Regions from separate parts of the Homo sapiens genome. Here region 1 is linked to region 2. Evidence: read pairs that join two places in POLR2A ChIA-PET (ENCODE). Cell type or tissue: PC-9. All regions are shown on one strand.

Region 1 (4,000 bases), 480 kb after region 2:
GGGCTGGGTTCTGGCTGGGAATTCCCCACAGGCTTCCCCCCAATGCCCCGGGGGTGGCTGAGGCCAGGCCTCCCAGCCCCTGTGGCCTGAGAGCTGTGGCCTTGCAGGCAGGGGCCCTCCAGCTTCAGGTCAGTGGGGCTCCAGCCCCTCTTGAGCTCAGGGCCTGGTTGGGGGATGGTGGGATGGGCTGTGCGAAGCTTCTGGAAACCCCTGCAGAAGAGGAGACCACAGTCCACCCAGCAGGGGAACCCCCACTCCTTGTGTGCCCCAGGCCCGGGGCCTGGGGAGCACTTTGAACCAGGATGCTGTGGGATGGGGGACTGGCAGCTCAGGACAGGCTGATTCTATCTAAGCCTGGTTTGGGGCCCCAGCCAAAATGGGACTGTGTTTTACTTCCTGTCCTGGCGACCATCCACCCCTTGGGCTCTTTCCCAGTGGGTCTCAGGTCCCAGTTCTCCCTGAAATGCTATTCGAGGACAGAGGAAGGGTCCTTCACAGACCTCGGTCCCCACCCTCTACTCTGGTTCCTGCCAACCACAAAGCAAACTCGGGGAGCTCAGTGCTCCCCAGGCAGGGTGGCCCAGGGGAAGAAGAAAGTAGGTGGCGGTGGCTGGTCCCCCAGCACTAGAAGGGAGTGGCTGGGACTCCAAGCGTGCTGGTGGTGCACGAGGGGGACTGCTGGAGCCAGCACTGGAGAACTGCAAGAGGGAGCCATGGCAGGTTCTAGAGCGAGGGCATGAACCAAGGGAGTCGGGGTATACTAGGCCTGGGTTGACAGGCCAAGGGAGTTGCCCTGTGTGGGGCCAGGCGGTAGGACACGGCCCAGGGCCTCGCAGGTCCCACGGGCCCCGCGAGCCTCAGGCGGCAAAAACAGGCCAGCTCCGGGCGCGCCGCAGGGTCGCTGCCTAGGTTCCGCACCGAGACCCCCGTGCGCCGCACTGCGCAGGCGTGCGCTAGCCGTTTCGGACACGCCCCACCGCCGGAGCGCGCAGCCGCACTGGGTTCCCGGAGAGCGCCCTCTTCTGGCTCCGCCCACGTCGTGCGCAGGGGGTGAGGCCGGGCGGAGCCTGCGTCGGGGGCGGGGCCAGAGCAGGTCCGGGCCTATAAAGGTGGCGGCGGCGGCGACGCGCCCGGCTCCTCTCAGCGGCGGTGGCCCAGGTAGAGGGGTCCGCGCTGGCGGCGGCGGCGGCGCTGTTCCCCGCGCGGTCCGCGGAGCGGGGTCCGGGCTGCGCGACGTGGGGCGGCGGCGGCACTGCGGCCCCGGCCCAAGCCCGACCCCGGTGAGTGCGAACCCCAGGGCGGCCCCGAGGACACCGACCCGGTAGCGGGAAACGGGCCCCGCGGAGCCCTCGCCGCCCCCGCCCGGTCCGCGCTCCTGGCAGGCCGGGCTCCGCTCACCGCCCTCCCTTTGTCTGCTCCCGCCCGCAGGGTCCCCTCCTCGGCCGCCCCCCGCCCGGCCGCCCGCCCTCGGGCCTCCCCCCGGGCCCTCGGTCCCCTCCCCCGCTGGCGGGGCCCGGACAGAAGATGGTGCAGAAGAAACCAGCCGAACTTCAGGGTTTCCACCGTTCGTTCAAGGTGAGGCCCGGGGTCGGTTTGGGGGCGCTCCGGGCTGGACCACCGGAATGGCCGGCGTGGGGGGCGCGGGGCCCGCCCCTAAGATCGGCTCCCGGGGCTCGTGCCTGGCCCCCGCCCTACACCCGGGGCTGCCCGGGCCGGCCGTGCGCTGAAGCGGGGTCGGTGTGCGAGGATGGGGGTTCAGCAGGCCACAGTCCTCTCTCCAGCCATGGCCGCCGGGTCCTTCCTCCAGGACCCCCAAGTGAGGCTGGGAGCAGGAGCCCCCTCCGGGTCAGGGCACCAGGCTGTGTGTCCCCTGCAAGCCCCCGCCGGGTATGTTCTGGGGGGTCAGCAGGCTGCAGTCCTGTCCCAGTCGCTGCATGTGGCTTATGGGGGGTGTCCCCTGCAAGCTCCAGCTGGTTGTGCCCTGGTGGGGACGGGTCAGCGGGCCACAGTCCCATTCCCACCTCCATGTGGCTTCTGGGGACTTTCTTTCAGAATCCCCAGGCCGGGCTGGTCAGGTGCACCCACCCCCAGGGGGCCTGTGCCGTGGGGGAGGGGATGGGATGTCCCCTCAGCCCTGCACTTCGCAGACACCCCAGGCCCAAGTGCTGTTTCCTGTCGGAGCGGGAAGTTTCTGCGCAGCCCGGGTGGTGACTGCTGTTGAGTGCTGGTTTCAGATGAGCAAATCTTGGGGGGGAAGGGGAGGGCAGGTGCTGGGCAGGGGCCCCGCAGGACCTGGCCCAGGGGACGCAGTGATGTCAGCCGGCCCGCCCCACCCCTCAGGCCGGGGTTATGTAATCGCTTCACTGGGCTTCCTTGGGCAGGGACCTGTTGCCCGGTAGGGAAGGCAGGACTGGAGAGAGGAAGAGAGAGTGTGAGTGTATGTGTGTGTGTTTGTGTGTGTGTGTGTCTCTGTCTTGTGTGTACACACAACGCGGTGCTCCAGGGTGGGAGGAGCAAAGAGAGACTGGGAAGAATTCCCAGGTCTGTCCAGCCAGTGCCCCAGGGCAGCACTCCACCCCTGCCACCCCTGCCCAGTTTTCCCCTAGGGCAGCAGGCCTGGCACCATCAGAGTGTCAGGGGCTGGGCGGGAAAGAGGAGGACCTGACAGTGGTCTTCTCCCTCCTAGGGCCAGGCATGAGCTGATACAGAGTCAGTGCATGGGGCCAGCCAGGCAGCTAAAGCACACTTGAACTTTCTAGATGGTTCCAGCCACCTCCTGCCAAGGCCTGCTGACTCGAGTCCCACAGCCAGACCTAGAACAGTGGGACCAGGACCGCCCACACTGCCCAGGATTGTGGGCCGGCCTCTGTGCATGGCCAGGGCAGCCTGGCTGGGAGCTGGGAAGGTGGGCGTCTTGGTGGAGGAGGGCCTGGCAGGCAGTCCTGGCTGTGAGGTGTTCCTCCAGGTGGCCGGGACCGGTTGCTCTAGGAATCTCCCCCCACAGCCCCCACCATGCACGGCTGCTCCCTGGATTGGGGCCACCTCTCCTGAAATACTCTCCTTGCCTCCAGCAGGCAGCAGCCCAGCAGGGAGGCACGTCTGTGGGTGCCTTGGGTTTCTTTCCGTTCGCAGATGGGAAAGTGAGGCTCTGAGACTGCAGGCGCGTGTGCCTGGGGCTCCCCTGTACACGGGCGAGGAGGCCGCGGAGTCTCGTGGTGCCTGGCCCCTCCGCTGTGGTGGCTGCGGCCGTCCATCTGTAGCTTTGCTGAGTTGGAGGCTGTGGCTGGCACAGGGGAACGGTGGCCAGACAGGGCCAGGAGCTCACGCTGGGCTCTGTGGCCCCTTAGGTCATTTCACTCTCGTGAGCTCCCACGAGTTGGGGGCAGCTGCCTCCCGTCTCACCGCTGACAGACCCCAGGGTGAGGTCACTAGGCCAAGGTCAGACAGCAGGTGAACTCCAGTCTGGCCTTAGACCCTGGTCACCTGCCTTGTGGTGGCTGCCCCAGGGCCACCAGGGGCCTCTGGACAGGAGCCTTATGGGAATGCTGACTCCCATGGGGGCTAGTTGGAGCCCCCCCCTTCCTTCCCTCCTCCCCCAGCAGCCTCCTGGTAGCTATCTGCCCGAGCCAGGGTGGGTGGGGAGGCAGGAGGGCAGCTTGGCTCACGGCCCCTCCCAGACTCTGCCCTCTGGCCTCCACCCATCTCCTGGCCTTGGGTCTCCCACGGGCTCCACTGGAGTCTCACTTCTGCTGAACGACCCTCTTGTTAGAGCCCCACTCAGGTTGTCTGGGGCCCAGAGAGGGGCAGTGACTTGGCCCAGAGCAGCCAGCATCCTCACTGGGACTGGGACCCCCGCCACCTCTGTGGGCCCCTCCCGCCTGGGTTCACCCAGACGGGTGAAGCTGAGTGAGAGCTCAGTGGTACAAGGAACCTGACCGGGCCTCGGTTCCCCAGCTTCAAAGGCCCGGCCCCTCGTAAAGGGCCGGCAGTCCCTGCGCTG
Region 2 (4,000 bases):
AGCCCCCAGATCTTTGGCCTCATGAGGCTGACAGTCCAGTAGGCATACAACTCAAATATCAAATTATAAATACTACAAGAAAAGAAACAGAGGGCCATGAGAGAATGATGTGGTGGGCTGAATGACTGGCTCCAAGATTGTTGTAACTGTTAATTTTATGTGTTAACTTGACTGGTCCATGGGGTGCACAGATATCTGTTTAAATGTTATTCTGTGTGTCTGTGAGAATGTTTCTGGATGAAATGAACCATAGGCTGTGTAAAGCATATTCCTCCCCCTCCCCAATGTGGGGGCCTCATCTAATCAGTTAAAGCCCTCAATAGAACAAAAATGCTAAGTAAGAGATAATTCCTCCTGCCTGGCAGCCTTCAAGCTGACAGATAGGTTTTTCCAGCCTTTGGACTCCAGTGGAAACATCTGCTCTTGGGTCTCAAGCCTGCTGGCTTTCAGACAGAAACTATCAGTTCTCGTGTCTCTCTAGCTTGCCAATTGTACATCTTATGGCTTCTCAGCCTCCATAATTATGTGAGCCAATTTCTTATAATAAATATCTTCTGGGCAAGCCATCTACCTTCTCTGGGTCTTAGTTTCCCAGGGACAGCCATCTCCCTCATGGCCCCCTCCAGGATTTCCGAATCTGGAAAATGCTGAGCTCATGAGGCCACAGGGTGAGAAAGGAGATGATCCTGGAGCCATGCATCAGAGAAGGCAGTTCTTTGATGGGATTGGAGCTGGGGGAAGAATTCCTAGCAGTGGGAATTGAACAATAAGCCTTGATTTTTGCACTTGATTTTGTAAGGAATTGGAAGCTGCTGGTGGTTTCTGAGTAGGGGAGGAACAGATTCAACTGCATTTTCAGAAGCGCACTCTAGCTGTTAGGAGATGGAGGGAGTGGGGAGTGGAGCGGAGGCCACTGGTGGAGTACACGGGGATCTGCCTGAGGCTGCAGAGCACTGCTGAAGTGGACATCCAAGGAGGGGCTGGCTGGACTGAAGAAAAGTCTCTGGGGACAGCTGGCATTGAGTCTTATCACACTGACATTGGACCAGTCACAGCGGATGAGGATGTATATATATTTTTTCAGATGCTGACTTCATTTTGTGTGTGTGTAGAATTGCAAAATTCAATTAATGTCACTAGTAAACTCCTGAAATAATATTTATAACTCCTATCACTGGAATCCCGTGACCAAAATTATATAATAAAAATCGTATAATAAAAATGTGAAGGCAGAAGCATAGAACATCTTCTGTTGTGGGTTGGTTGGAGGTGAGGACTGAGCTGAAGGCTGATATGATTCATGTGTGTTTGTTCTAAGGCTTTTGCAGAGTTTTTCACTTCCTGTTGATCTTTCCACTGGAATTTTAGAATTATCTTATCAAGCTCTTTCCTCTCTACAACATTTTTGTTGTTTTTCACTTCTTCCTGCATTTTCTACCTTTCATCTGGAATTATCTTTCTCTAGTTTTACCTTTTAAAAGGCAAGTCTGTTGGTGAGAAAGTCTGGTTTTGTTTATCTGAAAATGCCCTTATTTCCCCCTAATTCTTGAAGGATATTTTCACTGGGTCCACCTAATTGCTGCTGTTTTTTCCTCTGGCAACTTTTGTTTGTTGATTTTTGTTTGTAATTAACTGATTTTATCAAAGTCCAATTCAAATGCAGTAAGATGAACAGATCTTAAAGATACAGTTTGATGGATTTTAGCAAATGTGTACACCTGTGTACACCAACAGCTCAACCAACATAGAGAACATCGCCATCACCCTAGAAGTTATTTCATGGCCCTTTCTAGCCAACACCCTGGCCAGAGGCAGCAACCTCTGTTTTCATTTCTATCACCATAGTTTTGCCTATTCTTGAACTTTATATAAATGGAATTATATAATATGCACCTCTAATATCCAGCTTCTGTTGCTTTACTTTTTTTATTTTTGAGAGGCATTTATTTTTTAAATATTTAATATTAATATTTAATATATTAATATTAATTAAATACTAATATTTAATATTGAATAATGTATTATCTTTTATTTTTTTAGAATACATTTATATTTTTGAGAATCATACACGTTGCTTGATCTCTCAATAGTTTATTCTTTTTTTGTGTGCAGCCGTATTTCATTGTGTGAAATGCCATGGCTTGTTTATTCTCTCGTTGACAGGCATTTGGGTTGTTTCCAGGTTTTGCTGTTATGAGTAAAAGCTTATGAACATCTCGTACAAGTCCTTTTATGGAGACATGTTTTTATTTATCTTGAATAAATCCCTAGGAGTGGAATTGCTGGGTCATAGGTGAGGTATGTGTTCAGCCTTATAAGAAACTGCTAAGCCATTTTCCATGGTGGTTGTACTATTTCACATTCCTGTCAGTAATGGATGATGCCTCCAGTTCTTCTACATCCTCCCAAATATTTAGTGTTGTCAGTCTTTTAAATTTTTGCCACTCTAGTGGTTGAGAGGCAGTCTCTCTTGATGACTTTAATTCATATTTCCTTCATGACTAATCATTAGACACCATTTCATGTGCTTATTGGCCATTTCTCTGCCACTTTTTAGGACATTTCTTTTGCCTGAGGTTCTAGGGATTCTGAAATCTGTGGCTTGAGGTCTTTTTATCAGTTTTAGAAAGTTATTGGTCATTATCTCTTCAAAGATTGTTCCTGCTTCATTCTCTCTCTCCTCCTTCTGGTGTTCCAATAACACGTATATTAGACGTCACTGCATCTTCTATGTCTTTTGCTCTTTCTTCTGTAGTTTCTTTCCCTTTGTGTCGTCTTGCTTCATTCTGGATATTTTTCTCTGTTCTGTCTTCCAGTTCACTAATTTTTATTTCTTCCATTGAATTCTTACTTTTCAGATATTGTCATTTTCTCCATATCCACTGGTTCCTTTTTTTCCCCATTGTTCCAATTTGCAGCGAAAATTCCAATCTCATCTTTTTATCTCTTTGAACGTAATTAACACAATTAATTTAAAGTCTCTGTCAATTCCCAGTATATGGAAACCCTGTGGGTCTCTTTGTAGTGCTGGTTTTTGTTTTTTTTTTTGTTTTTTTTTTTGAGACGGAGTCTCGTTCTTTTGCCCAGGCTGCAGTGCAGTGGCGTGATCTCAGCTCACTGCAAGCTCCGCCTCCCGGGTTCATGCCATTCTCCTGCTTCAGCCTCCCAAGTAGCTGGGACTAGAGGCGCCTGCCATGGCGCCCGGCTAATTTTTTGTGTTTTTAGTAGAGACGGGGTTTCACCGTGTCAGCCAGGATGGTCTTGATCTCCTGACCTCATGATCCGCCTGCCTAGGCCTCCCAAAGTGCTGGGATTACAGGCGTGAGCCACCGCACCTGGCAGTGCTGGTTATTTCTGCTGATTTTTGTTTATGTGGTCCTGGCTCCTCGTATGTCTTACTTGCATGCCAGATATTGTATTGTGCATTTTTTTTTTTTTTTGGGACGGAGTCTCGCTCTGTTACCCAGGCTGGAGTGCAGTGGCACGATCTCGGTTCACTGCAAGCTCCACCTCCCGGGTTCATGCCACTCTCCTGCCTCAGCCTCCGGAGTAGCTGGGACTACAGGTGCCTGCCACCAAGCCTGGCTAATTTTTTGTATTTTTAGTAGAGACGGGGTTTCACCATGTTAGCCAGGATGGTCTTGATCTCCTGACCTCGTGAGCCACCGCGCCCGGCCTGTATTGCGGATTTGCATGTAGAAATAATCTGAGGCCTGGGATCGTATTATTTTCCTCCAGAGGGGATTTATGTTTACTTCTTCCAGGCATTTGGGGCCACCAGCAATCTCGCATCACCTTAATCCAATATTAGGGATTGAGATTATTCAAAACTCTGCTGTAGTTGCTAGAAGGACCTGTCTGCTTCCTCTTGATCTTTACTCCTTTTTTTTTTTTTTTTTTTTTTTTTGAGACGGAATCTCACTCAGCTGCCAAAGCTGGAATACAGTGGCACGATCTCGGTTCACTGCAACCACCGTCTCCCGGATTCAAGGGATTCTCT

The links. ChIA-PET counts read pairs that join two places held together with the same protein. Peaks named below come from ENCODE experiments on the same cell type or tissue, not always from the same donor. Only the 100,000 strongest peaks of a DNase experiment are listed, where the experiment ranks them.
Region 1: POLR2A ChIA-PET joins it to region 2 with 14 read pairs; 3 of 35 experiments call an interaction of 5 or more read pairs at or near these places.

Annotation. Positions count from the first base shown.
Region 1 is chr19:2,048,376-2,052,375 of GRCh38, reverse strand. MKNK2 (MAPK interacting serine/threonine kinase 2) reads left to right here and starts at 1,132. Exons shown (of 14, transcript NM_199054.3): 1 at 1,132-1,280; 2 at 1,429-1,575. The coding sequence starts at 1,525. RefSeq lists silencers at 958-1,497, 2,228-2,417 and enhancers at 1,988-2,047, 2,224-2,880, 3,538-4,000. In PC-9, a CTCF peak has its summit at 1,029 (motif pointing left); DNase peaks (open chromatin) are centred at 1,015 and 2,335; H3K4me3 peaks cover 2,520 bases; H3K27ac peaks cover 1,412 bases.
Region 2 is chr19:2,531,211-2,535,210 of GRCh38, reverse strand. All of the region lies in intron 3 of GNG7 (G protein subunit gamma 7), which reads left to right. Among named protein-coding and RNA genes, the nearest start is that of GADD45B, 57 kb to the right of the region's middle. In PC-9, no CTCF peak of the experiment used is centred here; DNase peaks (open chromatin) are centred at 1,310 and 2,320; H3K4me3 peaks cover 398 bases; H3K27ac peaks cover 3,404 bases.